Linked DNA regions of Mus musculus: region 1 is linked to region 2. Evidence: chromatin loops called from intact Hi-C (ENCODE). Cell type or tissue: heart. All regions are shown on one strand.

The links. Peaks named below come from ENCODE experiments on the same cell type or tissue, not always from the same donor. Only the 100,000 strongest peaks of a DNase experiment are listed, where the experiment ranks them.
Region 1: a loop joins it to region 2, with 4 times the contacts of the local background. A loop is called at or near these places in 2 of 42 quality-filtered maps.

Annotation. Positions count from the first base shown.
Region 1 is chr1:45,762,324-45,770,323 of GRCm38, forward strand. It overlaps Gm51621 (a long non-coding RNA gene), which reads right to left and starts at 2,783. Exons shown (of 2, transcript XR_003947815.1): 1 at 2,627-2,783. It also overlaps the pseudogene Gm8307. In heart, CTCF peaks have their summits at 4,040 (motif pointing left) and 7,925 (motif pointing left); DNase peaks (open chromatin) are centred at 3,508 and 5,468; H3K27ac peaks cover 8 bases.
Region 2 is chr1:44,548,169-44,556,168 of GRCm38, forward strand. Gulp1 (GULP, engulfment adaptor PTB domain containing 1) reads left to right here and starts at 3,503. Exons shown (of 11, transcript NM_028450.3): 1 at 3,503-3,704. It overlaps Gm39635 (a long non-coding RNA gene), which reads right to left and starts at 3,289. Exons shown (of 3, transcript XR_865406.1): 1 at 3,212-3,289; 2 at 2,141-2,542. In heart, CTCF peaks have their summits at 3,450 and 4,367; DNase peaks (open chromatin) are centred at 2,273, 3,493 and 4,403; H3K4me3 peaks cover 2,828 bases; H3K27ac peaks cover 3,267 bases.

The DNA of each region.
Region 1 (8,000 bases), 1.2 Mb after region 2:
TTTGAAATAACAAATTGGATTCTTTATTTAACTGATCCTTTCAAATTTTGTTGAAGAAACTTAACCTGGAAATAATAAAGCCGAGTAGAATAACTGAGAGAGCTCCAACCAAATGTTCTGCAAAGGTCGTTTTCCTGATGCGGTCATTGATCTGAGAACCTGCATTGGTCTTCACTTTCTTCGAAAAGTGAAGTCTTATGTAGAACCTTTTACTTCCCGGTGTCTATTCTTACCCAGAGATATACTTCCTTTGTATTTTTGGTTTTGTTGTGATAGTTGTTGTGTTTGTTTCAAGACAAAATTTTGCTAGCAAAATGGCACCAGATAGATTCTGATGTCATGGACTTATAGAAATTACCTTACACTCTGATTTTTATTGCCCTACCTTTACTACTAGGCTATGTACCCTAGTCCACAGGAAATACATGTCTAACTGCCCAATTAAAACTAAAGAATCAAGCCGGGAAGTGGTAGTACACGCCTTTAATCCCAGCACTTGGGAGACAGAGGCAGGTAGATTTCTGAGTCCGAGGCCAGCCTGGTCTACGGAGTGAGTTCATTAATTCATACTAGCTCTGAGAAATCATTAACATGAGAGTTAGTTTTCTACTTCGTATTGGGAGAGAGAATAGCAAACTAATAATTACCAAAAAAACAAACAAACAAACAAACAAACAAAAAAAAAAAAAAACAGATTTCCCTAGCCCTTAATTGCTTCAAACTTATCCTTTACTGCTAAGATGTAAAATCATTTTTGAAAAAAGTAAAACATAAACTTTAAAATACCCTTTTCTAGGACTGAAAATGTGACAAAAATATTTAATGGACCTATCATTTTTCAGAGACTTCCGTAAGTTAAATAATAGGAGGTTCATGGGTTATGAAATCATTAGATCAAACTAGAAAACCTACAGAATTTTGAAATTGTTTTCTATCCCAAGCCATGGTTTATGGAAACTTTGAAAAGGCAAGCATGCATAAAGCACATTTGTATTATAATTATAATTCAGGCAGAAAAAGCAAAACCTAAATCAAGTTTGGTGTCAGGCACTAAATAAAAGTGAGCAAACAAAGAGTTCTTTTCCTAACTTAGAAGCAGATACATAAAATAAGAATGAGTTTCTAACGCTTTTTAGAGATGTCCAGAAAGAGTCCCAACAATAACTTGCTTCTCTTTCAGGCATTCAAGACTCAAAGATACCTGATTTGAGACTGAAATAAATACAAAACAAGCAATACAAAACCCAAGTTTGAATTGGGTTTCAAAAATTTATTTTTGAACATTGTAAATTTGGTTTTACTTTGCAAGGAACATTCTGTCTGGGTACTCGAGGTGTTCCTTGGTTGTGGGTAATATACCTACCATGCACTCATCAAACTAGACACTGAGAAATGCCAAGTGGTCCTTTCCCCTCTAGTACAGCACTATTTCTGGGTACTGCAACATTCTTTACTAAAATTTAGCTTCCGAATTAAGAAGCTATAGGTGAACTTGAATGATTAATTATAAATGAATGGGTTTTTTTCAATGTTTATATAACAAAGCAGTCAGTTCTCAACCTTTGGGATAAGATCAAGTCTATAACAACACAAAACTTGTGTTAATACACATGATAGTGTCTAAATTTTTAATCTCCTCATATATTTTATTATATGCAATTAGAAAGTAACACATTATTGATACAGATATTTAAATTTTCATTATGGAAAGTTCTACATAATTATCTAGTAATAACATAAATCAATATACTTTAAAGTTCTAATTCTTTGTTTTTAATTCAAGAAAGTTTTATTTTCCTATTTCTAGTTTTTTTCAGCATGACTGTTGGCCTCATCTGCTTTTCAGCTCTCATCATGTCATCTCCATGGAGCCTTGGGAAAGCTTTAGGAACCCATATCAGAGCTTGATCTGTGCTCCATAAGCTATTGCACATTTTATTTGTCTACCAGGAAACTATTCTGCCTTCATTTGCCAGGGCAGCTCCCCTCTCTTTAAATCCCCAAACCACAGCATCAAGTGCTTCTTAGTACCTCAGAAAGAATACTGCTTCTTTCCTGTCAGAGATTTTAATTATGGTTTATTTCTATGTGTTTCATCACTGTACCATTCAATGCTCTTTATGAACAAGAATCTTCTATCCAACCAAGGTGTCAGCCCTAAACATACATACATCTGAACAAAGCTAAATGGACTCATATATTCGTCACACACACACACACACACACACACACACAGAGAGAGAGAGAGAGAGAGAGAGAGAGAGAGAGAGAGAGGAAGAGAGAGACTCATTCATTAGTCACAGAGAGAGAGAGGCACACATATATACATGCACACATGCACATATGCATACACGCATACAAGCATGCATGCAATGTTAGAGGGAATGGGGGACTTATGGGAGTCTGAGGGGGTGCAAGGAGCATGGAAATAACACAAATACAATACTCATGTAGGACAGTCTCAAAAAATACGAAAATTTTTAAAAGAGTGAAAACCTTTAATTACTCCTCCCCTCATACTAAAAATTGACCCTGGGACTTCCCATTTATAGACAAACACCCTACCACTGAGTATCTTTATTTTGAGACAGTTTCATTACATTGCCCAAATAGGTTTTGAACTCACATTGTTGGCAGCCTCAGTATCCCAAGAAGCTCCTATCGGCATAATCCATGATGTCCACATATCAACAAATATCTCTGAAAAGTGAAAGGAAAGGAGGGAAACTGGAATAAGAGGAGGAAACTGAGAGAAAAGAAGATAGTTGGCTCAGATCTGCCATCCCAGCTCCTCGGAGATAGGCAAATCATAAAGCTGAAAGATCACAAGTTGTAGGCCTACCTGGGCACCAGAGCTGGTTATGATGAGCCTAGATAACTTAGTGAGACCTTATGTCAGAATAAAAGTAAAGAGAGGGCTAATGCAATAGCTCAGTGGTAAAGTTCTTGCCGAGCACACATGCGGCCTTTCCAGTACTGCAAGATAATAGTTCTAGTTAATTTACTTTGGGGGGCAAATTACTAGAAGCATAAATCATCACAAGATTAGAAATGTGTTTATGTTGATCATCAACCAAATTGGAAGATACTTAAAATACACATAACGTTATTGGTCTTTAATATTTGCAAATGGGAGCAATTAAGAAGTCGTGTACATATTGTACAAACACCTATTCCCATTAACCTTGCAAAATAGGAACCAGAACTATTACCTAAGTGATAAGATCAGAACAATCTAGGTTGTGTTTTAGTAAAACTTGCATTACTGAGCTTCCTAAATAATAATAATAGACAAAGCTGTAAGTTTATAGAGATGGAAAGAAAAACATGCTGGTGCTAAGGAAATTTCAAACAGATTCCAAGACTTATTTGGGGCAACTGTTTCCCAGGAATGAATTGCTTCACAATAACGAGGTCAAACACACTGGATGGTTCTCTAGAGGCCTCTTCTATTCAAAAGGGCTTTCAAAATAAAGTGGGAATGGAGGAAGAGACTAGGGGATGATGCTTTCATGAGCCAAATGCATTCTCAGAGCAGAAACATCTGTTTCGGTTTACATAGTTGAAGTATGACATTGCACATGGAAATTAAACCCAGGCACCATGCCGAAAACGCAGCCTGTCTGCAAAAAAGCTACATGCCCTATCTCCAGCTGGGGTTTGTAGAGATTCACCTCCTACAGAGCATAATATCCTGTGAGCCACCAGTGACCCCCACTCTCAAAATCTAAATGTCACAAAACACCATCCTACCTCTCAGGAAACTCTTATAGTAGACAGAGAGAAAGGCCAAGAAGGAGAAGGATTTGGTTACGATATGGAAACATTATAGAACTTAAGATACTTTTCTCTAGAAAGGGAATTAAAAAGCCAAAGATATAATATCCTTACTTCGAACTAAGAAATGCCAACTCTATTTCATTTTACCAAGTTTCTTCATTAATTAGGTAAACATAATAACTTTTCTGCTTGATAATAGGCTCATTTCTAGTAGCTACGCAAATATTCGAACATAATGATGTGCCTCTGCTGCCCCCATGTGGTCGTCTTGTATCTCTACAGCTGTAGTTCAAGAATTTAAGCAGTGGTTTGATTTTGTTTCCGAAGCCATTTTCTTCGCCTCAGATTTCAGATGTGAAAAAACGATTAAGGACTTGTAATTTAGACTCTATTCACAGATAGTTTGCATACTAAGGAAAACAGTCAGTAGTAGTGAACAGCACATGGAGAACTTATTTTCTGGGGTCAAAACATGAGGAAACCAAGTATTAATGTGTTCAAGGGTTACAGGAAAACTGGATGACAATGAGCTCATTAAAAGTACTTACATGTTGTGAGCAGAAACTAAGAAGGTTCGAGAAAACACAGAAAAGAACTGGCAAGCCGCATACCTACTGAGGCAAGGCTATGACTGGCAAACGGAAGGGAGTTGTGTAGGTTGCAGAATAAAGGTAGACATCTCCAACCCGCATAGAAATTTATTAAATCAAGAGAAAGAAAAGGGATTACAAAGGTAAATCAAGAGGGTTTATAGCTGACTTTTACTAAACTGATTACCCTAGTCACAGGAACTCGACATGCATTTGCTTAATGGTCGACCTACTCCCTTGGTCACATAAGTATCTATGAATTTATATGAAAATAATCTATCTCCAAAACTGAAGATGTTCTAGTAGGTCATGGTCTCTAATCCTTCACCCTTACTAGGCAATTTAAACCTACAGAACCCTGAAATCAAAGCAAAGCAGCCAGTGAACACCACATCTCCAGAAGAGGGGGCAGGGGAGGCTTACCCAGATGAGAAACCTTCTCTTGGTATTTTACTGGGGTGCTCTGTTCTGACAAGGTGTGCTCGAGAGTGAAAACTTCACAGAAAAAAAAAACACAGCCTCACACACAGTTTCAACAGTCTACTATAATCATCTTGGAAATACAGGGTTATACAAGGACTGAAGACCTGGGACTCCTGTGACACAAATGAGGCTCAGGAGCAAACATGAAACTCCAAAATTTGATCTACTTGCTCAAAAGGTGCTTGATAATTTTAATAGAAAGTTTAATGTGGACTTGATTTTACTAGATGCTATTTTTTTTTAAATGGAGTGCCAGAGCACCACAAGGAATAAAGAATCCGCAGAATGAAGCTCAAATAACAACGTCTCAATCCTCGCTCTTGTGAAACAACGGGAGACATTTACATAGCCCTCAAGAGAAAATAGCAACCCTAAAAAAGCACGGAAAAAGGTCACACTGTAATTGGACGAGTTTTCCTAATGGTAACGTGGTAAGCACATATGTTATTAATTGTGACAAAAGCAGGGCCTCCGGTTGCTAGTCAGAGGGCACTGAGTCCTCCTACTTCCAGACTGCTTCCTGCCAGCAGTCCTTAAAGATCCCTCAGAGCCTGCACAAGTCCAAACCAGGCAAAACCCCAGCATGGAGACCTGGAAGTGGACACAAGTCCCACTCCCTAAGCAAGGAGCATTGCAATTGACAGTTTCTGGCAAAGGGGAACTCTGTTTTCTCCAACTGAGTGTTGCTGGATAGGCAACCACACTCCAGGGCAGGCGCCATGCCCAGAAGTAATTGGCCAACACTCCATGGTTTTGTTTTAAAGTTTTGTTTTAGGTTTTTGGTTTTTGGTTTTTGGTTTTGTGGAGGGTAGGGGTGTTTCTTGTTTCACTTTTTTGGTTTGGGTTTGGTTTGGTTTGGTTTGGGTTTTTTGGATTTTTGGTTTGGTTGGTTGGTTGGTTTGGTTTCTTGTTATCTGACTCACTCTTTTTTGATTTTCTTTTTATTTGTTTGCTTTTTGGAAATCTTGTGCAGGAAAAAAGCATGGAGCTGGGTAGGTAAGGAGAATCTGAAGACAGTTTGGAGAAAGGAAAAATATCAAAATAATTTTTTAAATGTTAAAATGCAGTACTTTGGTACAGGCTCGGCGAGATGGAGACGATGAGAGACGCAGCGTGAGAAGCCAGAGCAGCTCCAAACCTCATTGAGACCGGCCGCCAAAGCCCTCCACACCCACTGTATATTTTTGGCTATTTCAGCCCTGATGAATTCAGAGTTTTTGTTGTTGTTTTGGTTTGGTTTGGTTTTTTTGTGATCCCTGCTCTTCAGGTGAGCTCCCCCCTCCATACAGTGGGACTCTGTATAGCATACAGGCTGAAGATGAACTGCCAGATGCGTTCGGCTCATGAATAAGTTTATTAATATGCCCCTACCGCCCGAGCCCCGCCAAGCTGTCGGGGATAAAATAACTCCACCCAGGAGCTGCCTTTGAACCCACATACATTTACAGACAGTCATCAAGTCGAGCCTACCTGAAAAGGGCCGACCGGAGGACGCCAAGGAGTACCTAGGTTTCATCCTCAGTGGACTCCATGAGGAGATGCTGAGCCCGACTAAACTCCTCTCACCCACGCATGAGTAGCACTCTGTTTCCAATTGGCCTGGGAGCCACTTGATAGAGGAGCTGGAAGACACCAGTGTGGTCAGTGAGGACGATTGCAAGCAAGTGGGTCCCAAGAACAAGATGTCTGTCGCCTGACAGGCGGCGGATTTCGTCCAGACACACCTATCACTGGCATTTTCAGTGTACACCCAGCAGAGTTCCAAGGAGTCCGCCACTCTGTAGTCATTTTTCTCGCTGCAGTTGGATATCCTATCTGACAAGATATGCACAGTTCAGGATGGGTTGGAAGGTTTAGTGGCAAGAGAGTCTATCCAAGGTTACACCACCAAAACCGAGCAGGAGATTAAAGTCAGCCGCAGAGTGATTCTAGAGAAGCTTCCCCCAGTCCTCCCTCGTGCTCCACCTAAAGTGCTTCGTCGGTGAGAACACAGGCAGATGCCAGAAGCTGGTCAGGAACGTTGACGACACTGTGGACTTGGAGATCAGCAGAGAACGGCTTTCTCCAGGCTTCAAAAATAAACATTTTAAATGCCACAGAACGTAGAGGCTGTTCACAGTGGTTTCATGGTGCCAGCGCTACAATCGGCCACTACATTACGGACATCTTCCAGATTGGGCTTAATGGCTGGCTGTGAATTGATGACCAAACGGTCAAGGTTATTAATCAGTACCAGTTGGTGAAGTAGACTGCTGACTTCTGGCTTGCACAGCCTACCTCCTGCATTACCGCCATGTGGACCTGCTGTAACCGTGCCCGTGTGTCTGTGTGTGCCTGCTTCCTACAACTGCCAACTCACTCACTACCCACCTCTCTAGTGGCTCTGTAGAGAGACTCTCCCTCTGCGCCAATGGGCTTGGGAGATTCCTGGGGGTCTGCGCAGCGCAACTCAGTGAGCTGCCACTTCTGAAGAACTGCTGGTTCCTGGGCGGAGGCGGCGGTTTACACTGTGTCCCAGGCTAGTCGCATAGTAGAATAAGTCCCGCACCAACAGCTCTTGCAAATTTGTGAAAATGAATTTTATCTTTCCTTTAGAAAATATTTTTTAAATTCATCACACTTTCCTCCTTTACCCTTCAGTTTTTGATAAATGACAAAAATGAGCCAGTTATCAGATGAGGTAGTTCTTACTTCAAAAAGAAATAAATACAAGAAATATATTGCAGGTTCCTAACAGGAAATGCATTTTAACGATTGTGAGAGGGAAACCCGCTGACGTAGACACCGCGGGTCAGACTCAGGCTACAGAAGTGGGTAATTGTAACTTCGTTACCATGAAAAGATTTCAAATCTCATTCATGCTGTGTACACATGAACAGTGGGCAAAATGATGGACTGACACTTCCCAGTGTCTGCTGTGTAATCTCCTGCCACGCCTCTCTGATGCCCTGTCCCTCAGGTACACAGAATAGGATTCCTAGGAGTATAAAGTTGTCACTCTTCAATAAAGGTCACAAAGTTGGTTTAAAAAAAAAAAAAAAGTAATACTTTTCTTTATATAGTTCTTTGCCCCCTAGTGGCCAGCTGCTTAGCAATAAATAAATAAATAAAAATGCAGAACTCAAGTTATCCTCCTGCCTCAGCCTC
Region 2 (8,000 bases):
CGCATTATGTGCAATGTCTGGAAAGAGGCAGCTGCGGAGACTCGTGTGTTTTCAAGTATCCATCCAACACTGAATATACTTTGTAGTAATAATTTGTTTTCTGTGTAGTAACTTTGACCTGTCATAGATAGGGAACACAGATCTAAATAAAGAACGAACTCAGATCTTCAGGAAATGGTTTTAATCAGGCAATGAGGACAAGGCTGCAAAGGAGACTCTTACTGAGAGGGGAACACCGGGTTGTAGCTCCGAGAACCCAGGCCTTAGCTCTCCAAAGGCAGACCAGTTTCACCATGGAGTTTAGTGAGAAAGGGGTTAAAAGTCCTTTTAAAAGCTAGTAGAGGCAAATGAACAGCTAAAAGAACATGCTCTCCAGTAGTTTGTAGACTGGAGTTTATAATGTTCATCTCTGTAATCAGATACTTTCTTTTGGTCCTATATTTAAGAAGAGTTGTTAATTGAAAAAGATCTGCTGTTTCTTAATCTAGTATATTCTTGGGAGTCTAGTATTCTATGCTAGACTAGACTCTATGGAGTCTAGTATTCTAGTATTCTAGAATCTTTTACAACTGCATTAAAATACCCAGTATTTACAGGTATTCTTAGGTGATAGCTATACTGATAAAATCATTATGCAAATGGCATTGCTTAATTACCCATAATTATTCATGAATTATTTACGATTATTTACAGAAAAAACTACTATACTTGTTTTCAAGTGTTTTTGTTGTAATTTCCTTCCTTCCTTCCTTCCTTCCTTTCTTTCTTTTTTTTTTTTTTTTTTTTTTTTTTTTTTTTTTTTTTTTTTTTTTTTTTTTTTAGGGTTCTGTGTATCCCAAGCTTTCCTTTAACAAGTTATATGCCTAAGATAATGGTAAACTTCCTATTTCTATCTCCTGAGTGCTGGGTTCACTTGTGTGTGTCACCACATCTATTTTTATGGTGCACATTAGACAAGGAGCCAATAAAATGAGCTACATACTCATCCTCTCTGTTATAGTAATTTCAATGTATGCTTATTTATTTTGATAAAGGGGAAAGCAAGCAAGGAAAAAAGAAAGAAAGAAAGAAAGAAAGAAAGAAAGAAAGAAAGAAAGAAAGAAAAGAAACCCACGAGCCAAATTCACGCGATCTAAACGTGGAGTCAGGAAATCACCTAACATCTCTGACCTTCCTTTACCTTAGGTTCCAAACAAAGGAGTTTGCTTAGACTACATGATCTCCACATTGTTTCTGTTGGAAATACTGAGAGGTTGGGTCTTTTTAATGCAACAAGTATCCGAAAAGGCTCACTCACTTATAAAATGTTTGGAGAGGAATTTCCACTAGCATATCCTGTCTCTTCAAATTACAGCAAAATATGATGGAATGTTTAAGAACCTTTTTTTTTTTTCTGTCTTCTTTCTCTAAAACTCGTCTATTTTAACCCCTGTACACTTGACTGCCATAAACTATAAATAACACCTAAGTCTTTTCTCCTATTGTAATTGGATAGGTAACAAGAGTGTCCTGGAAAAGAGAAAGAGTAAGAAAGGGGTCTGAAATGGATTTCGGTCCCTCTGCTGCCTCTGCCCTGGCTTGGACTACATCATGTTCCAAAGCACATCGATATTTACGCATGTTAGCCGTGTAAACCGCTTTATATCTTTCCCCTTTATTTTTACATCCGAACTAAAATTGGGACAGCTAAATTTTAAGGATTATCTTCCCAGAAAGGTTCTCAGCGGTCCTCTCACGCTCCAAGATTCTCTCTTATGAGGATGTGTTCTTCTTCTTTTCCCAGTCAGAAGTTTACCAGGCTCATTTAAGAATAGTTTGCTGTGGCTGGGTGTGGTGGCGCATGCCTTTAATCCCAGCACTTGGGAGACAGAGAGAGGCGAATTTCTGAGTTCAAGTTCGAGGCCAGCCTGGTCTACAGAAAAAAAGGAATGGTTTGCTGTTTTCCTCTCAACTCCACACCATTTCTGTTCTGAATTCTGAGGTAAGCACAGAAAGATTGCTAATAAGTAGAATGTGGCTGTCGAGAAAGTTGTCCTATTATTTTGGAGGGAGGGTGTTGGAGTAGGGGGATGTAGGGTTGTGGGTCCCAAGTCCACTCCACTACAGGGCACCGGCGCTTGGGAATCTTGACAGGACTTACCCCACACTGTCCCTGGGTGGGTGTTGGGCTGCAGGGAAGCCACGGGACTCTGCTCCGGGGGTGGGGAAGCACAGCCTGAGGTGCAGGACAGCCAGAGCTGGCTTGGAGCTCCCCAGGCCTGTGATAAGACCTGGTCTTCTGGTTCTCAGGCTCTTGGACATCCAGGTGCGGCTGGAAGCTGAGGAAGAGCTGAAAGCAGAGTGGGGGCCCGAGGGTTGGATCTAGCCCAGGGCCAGGGTGGGGGAAAGAAGGGAGGAGCTCTGGCTGGTCTCAGGGGAGAGTCCTTGGCTTGAGTTTAGCTTGGGCTTGGGTCCTGGCTGGGAGCACAGAGAGGCCTTCTATGGAAGATTACACAGTGGCTCTGTAGACAAAGGTCATCTCCGTGTCTCCCTGCGGCAGATCCTGAAGAAAAGAGGCAGTCCTTGGTTTTAAGGCATTTATTGTCATGGCAGAAAGTGGATGTGTAAAACCATACCCCCCTTCTCAGGGTGGGCCTGAGATTAAATACCTTTTACAGGGAGAGTACCTCATTAAAATAGAGATTAGATTTGAGCCTATGTGACCACAGGTCATATCCTCTACCTGTGGAGGGGCTTGGGGAGTTGCGCTTATGTAACTGATGACCACAAATCTATGGAGGATGGAGGTGGGGCTACAGCTAGTGACAGAGGCCTGGTGTCCAGGAGCAGGCAAAAACTCCTACTGTCCCTTCATGGTCTCCTGGGCATTTAGCCTTAGCTCAACCAGGGACCAGCTACCTTTCACCGCCCCACGGGGGGGAGGGGTAACGTGCAAAGATTCAGACAGAGTTTAAAAGAGAAAGAAAGAAAGAAAGAAAGAAAGAAAGAAAGAAAGGAAGGAAGAAAGAAAGAAAGAAAGAAGAGAAGAGAAGAGAAGAGAAGAGAAGAGAAGAGAAGAGAAGAGAAGAGAAGAAAAGAAAAAAGAAAAGAAAAAGTCTAGTCCCTGCAGCTGCGTTTCACGAGGCTGTGGAGAGCCCTCCTCACTTATATTTATGCCCTTTCTGTGTCACTTTCTTTTTTGTTAAACCTCAGAGGTGTTTTAAATTCTTACCAAACAGCATCTGTGGGAGGAGGTTTAAAAGGAAACCTGGAGCTGTGGAAGTGGGGCGGGGCCGGTGTTTTCTCTCCGTCTGAAATAAGAATGGACAGCTTCTTCTGGAAACCGGTTTCTTTCTGTCTTACTCCCTAACCTCTCCAGGTCTGCCTTTAAAAGCAGGACAGTTCTGCATTACTGCAGAAAACCCCACCAGCGTCCCTAGTGCGCACACAGAGCCGGAGTTTTCTTCTGGCCGAGAGGGGGAGCCCGGCGATCCTAGCCCTCAGCAACCGGGAGTCCCGACCCAGCCCCTGCCGTCGCCAGCACCAGTTTGGGCTTCAGCGGATTAGAAGGAGGGAGAGGACCAGAGCCCTAGGGTCCGGAGCCCAGTGCCTTTCGAACCTGCACAAAGTTTTCCTGTGGGATACGAACACGCGATCGTGGGCCACGGTTCCCGGAGCTCCTGTGCCTGCCCCAGCCCTGCGACCGCATCCCTCTACAAGCCAGGGTAGGAAGCGGGAGCGTCTCTGGTCCGGCCAGCTATGGCCAGGTGGCGCGGAACCAGGAACAGACCCCGAGAGGAAAGCGCAGTTAGCAGGAGGGTGAGGAGGGCACCGGGCTGCGACCGCTTATAGGTTGCGCAGATTCCGACCCCGAGGGCACAGGGAGTCTGTGGGCACTGAAAGAGGGACCTGTTGCTGCAGGCGGGGGCAGTGAGGGAGGAAGATGGGGCCACCCAGGGACGCCAGCCCTGTGCCTTCCCGCCGCATCCTCCCCTCGACCCAAGGAGGAACTTCTGGGCGAGGTGGGGGCTAGCAGGCGTCGGGAGCAAGCGGTGGGGGGACGCTGGACCATCCCGCCCGCTGCGGGTGCATGGAACAGAGGCTGCTCAGCAAAAGGAGGCATCGCTGGGTCAACTAGGCGACCCGAGAGCCAACTTCCTCCAGCTTGGTCTCGCTTTGTTTGGGTCGCTGTAAAAATGTGGGCAGCGGCAGGGGAGGCGGCAAGGAGCTTGTGACTGGGCCGCAGATACTTTAAAGCCCTACGTGGGTAGGGCCCCCACTCTCGGGCGGTGTCCATGCGGCTGCCCTTTGGCTAGGCCGGTCAGATCCCCGCTTCTGCGGGCGTTATGTTAGTGGGACTCAGCTTGCCAAGCTTGCTTGCTCTGGTCCACCTCCTGGTGGTGGCCCAACTGGCTCTCTATCCTGGGGCTGCTGGGCTGATTTCCCTGTTTGCAGGAGGGAACTCTGGGCAGTCTAGTTTTCTTGGAATGTGTTTACAATGTAGAATGGGACTTGAACAGGAAGCTGAACGCTGCAGCTAGAAATAGCGTGCCAAGGTAGAGTGAGGGAGATACAGCTGCTGTTGGGGAAACTCTCAAGTGTGGGCTGGCAGTCAAGGAACACCCCTACCTCACCCCGACACACACACACACACACACACACACACGCACACGCACACACACACACACAGCGTCTTAGTTTTTCTTGATGGAGCTTGTCTTTGTTAATAGACATTTACGTGCGATATTTCAGTCTGTTTGACAACATAATATCAATTAGGAAGATTTAATAACTGTGTATTCTGTCTGCTTTTAAAAATGCTGCACCAACATTTAAGAATGAAAACTTTCTAGACTCTGTCAATTCTATTAATTCTAGGGCTTGCAGAGGCCAGGATACCTATGATTTTATGTAGTCCATATGGCTGAACAGGTCGTAAAAGAGTACGAATTAGAAAACAGAGTAAACGATGAGAGGTGGAAAATCCTGAAAGGAATTGGATTTTTTTTTTCAGTTTTGCAAATTGCCTGGTTGCTCTGCCAGCCTTTCCCTCCTTCTTCCTCATAATCAAATAGCTAGAAATTGCTAGAAAACCCACCGAATGGGAGAGTTTGGACGCTGGTGTCTGCAAGCTTTTCTAGAAACAACGGTGAGACTAAGGTACTGCTTCACTGCATAATTAAACTCTCCTTGAGCTGTCCAGGAGCATTTCCCAAGTTTTTAAGACTGACAAGAAAAGAATGGAAGAATCTGGCAGGCAGCCAAACTAGACTGAACTCAGTAGGCAGGCCTGAAAGAGACTCGGGAAGTTGCAGGGCATAATTTGAATGGCTTGGTGGTGGTACTGGGGCTTAAATAGGGGGGTTCTTTTAAAATGAAAACTTTAAATGACTAAGAGTCTTTGGGGAAAAAAATAAAAACAAAAACAATTGACTAAGCATAGAATGCAGTTGAATATCAAGGAGAGTTAAGAAGGCCCAAAGGGAAGTGTGGTCCTTTCCACCCTTGCTCTGAAATAGCAACAGTTTGCGTGTGCTTACCCTGTTACTCGGTCTTCTCCAGATGCACCTTGTTAGCTGCCACTTCAGTCCTTCAGGCCTTGACCTTTCTTCTTTGTTTTCATGGCCAGTAAGAATGAAAGACCAGCACTGAGCAGATGGTTTTCCACCTAAATTGATTAATTCAATTAATTTCAGATAGCTTGGATTTGGGATCATAGAATTAAAGGGGAAAATTCATCTAGTATGTCTTTCTTGTATTACAGAAGAGCCCCCATAATAAACAAATCTTCCTCCTTTCCCTGAAGCAGGATAAATCAGGGTGCAAACTTACTGCTCCTTTCTCAATTCCAGGCAATCTAGAAACCCTGAGCCTTATCTGAAATTCAGACCCTTTTCTTTATTATCTTTGCTTCTATTTAATCTGTCCCTCAATTTGTTCCTTAGTGAGGTGGATGAGGTAGGCATGGGAGGTAAAGGGTAAAAAGCAAATGTGGTTTGTATTCCTTCTGAATGTTGGAGTTTGAGGTTGTAAATGTCACTCTTCTCTCTGAGGTTGACTTTATGAATCACCCTGTGCAAAGTGTCTTTCTTTACCATGACTTTAGTTTTTCCACTTGCAAAATAAACTTTCCTCTACACATTCCCAAGGTCACTAAAGGGATCAAGTGATGTGAAAAGCTTTTTTTTAAAGGTCATGACTTTTCTCACTGAGTCTATGAGAATAAAATTGAGTTGTTTATATCTGTTATACGTGCACAATAATATTTCTGTAAACTTATTTTTTACCTTTTATTCATAGCTATAGTATGACTGCATTGATATTATTGCTACTCCTCCCTTTCTGATTTAACATCTCCTGTCCTTTTCCCACAATTTGTCAAGTTAATCTCTTCATATATCACACACACACACACACACACACACACACACACACACACACAACTAAGAAAAACCTTACTACTTTCACTTACTGTTACTGGTATGTTTAGGATGACCACTTGGGATAAAGTAACTTGTGTCAAGGATCCAGTCCCGGGAGGAAACTCTTCTCTCAAAGCCACTGATTGACTGTAGCTCTTCGTGGAGGGATGGGACCTTGTGAAAGATGCACATTCACATTGTCATATCAGCTAGTATTGTCATTACGTTGATCTTGTTAGGTGACTGTGTTGTTGACGTTTCATGAGTGAGGTTTTTCCATCATGTCTGAGTTCTCTGTCTGGCAGTAGCTGTCCTTGTCCTTCCTCTTCTAACAGAGTTTTCCCTGAGCTTTAGGCGTATGAATTATGCTGTAGATGTATTTGGGTCTGGATTACTCATGCCATTTAGTCTCAGCACTTTGAACAACTTAATCTGTTGGAAAAAAACAAAACCCTCTTGGATGAGGCATGAGGGTTGCTCTTATCAAAGGGGCAAGTGTGAGAGCCAGAGTCAGGAGCCAGGGCTCGGAGTGCACAGTGTCTCAAGCCTAGGAGGGTGCCATGTCTCAGGCCTAGGAGTGTTCAATATCTCTGGCCTAGGAGTGTGAAGTGACTCAGGTCCAAGAGTGTGCAATATCTCAGGACTAGAAGTATGAAAAGTCTTAGGCCAGCTTGGTTTTCAGATTTTCATTGCTGAGCATGTTGAGTGAGATTTTGTTATAATAAAGGCTGAGTCATTTTGTTAAGCAGAAGAGAATAATTCATTGCTATTTGTTTATCTTTATATTAAAAAACAGTTAATTTTGAAGCATAGCTTATATTTTTCTTTATGAAACGTTAACAAGCATGTTTGCAAAATTGTGCTTATTTAGTTGTTTATCAATGTTTGCACATTCATTTTTTTGGTGCTTTTGAGGTAGTACCTCATTCTGTATCCCGGAATACCTGGTAACTCACTATTCATGTATCCAAGGCTGGTATACACTGGAAAAGAGGCAATCCACCAGCCTCATTCCATCTTTTGAGTTCAGGAATTCCAGGCATGAGCCTCCTTGCTAGCCCGCCTTTCTTAGAAGCAACATTTGAGAAACTAAAATACATTTGTAGTGTAGAAACTAACTGGTGATAAGCACAACAATTTCCATATGGATTCTATGCTAGATTTTGGAGCCACTGATGGGTTGACTCCTTTAGTATTTGTTATGTGCTGAATATGAGCCTTGTTTCTCTGTCAAGATTTTAGCACTGAACTCAGCTTTGTTTGTTTATCTGTATGTGTTAATTCATTTGTTGTCTGTATGAACATCTATAACTTGTGAACTTGTTAGTTGGTGAGTTGGTGATATGTGATACTTGTGAAATATTTAATTTTTAGTTTAGCTAATAGATACTATGTCAACAGTAAAACATATTACCTGTTTTTAGGTTCCTTGTGTTATTCATAAGAACAGGACAATTTAAAAAAGAAAACAGAATAAACATGATAAGTGTCTTAAAGACAGAAGCTCTGTAGAATGTTTACTAATAGTCTTTGTTATTAGATTTCACATTATCACAAATAATGGATGTATCAAAAGCAAGTATATATAGACTAAAGTGG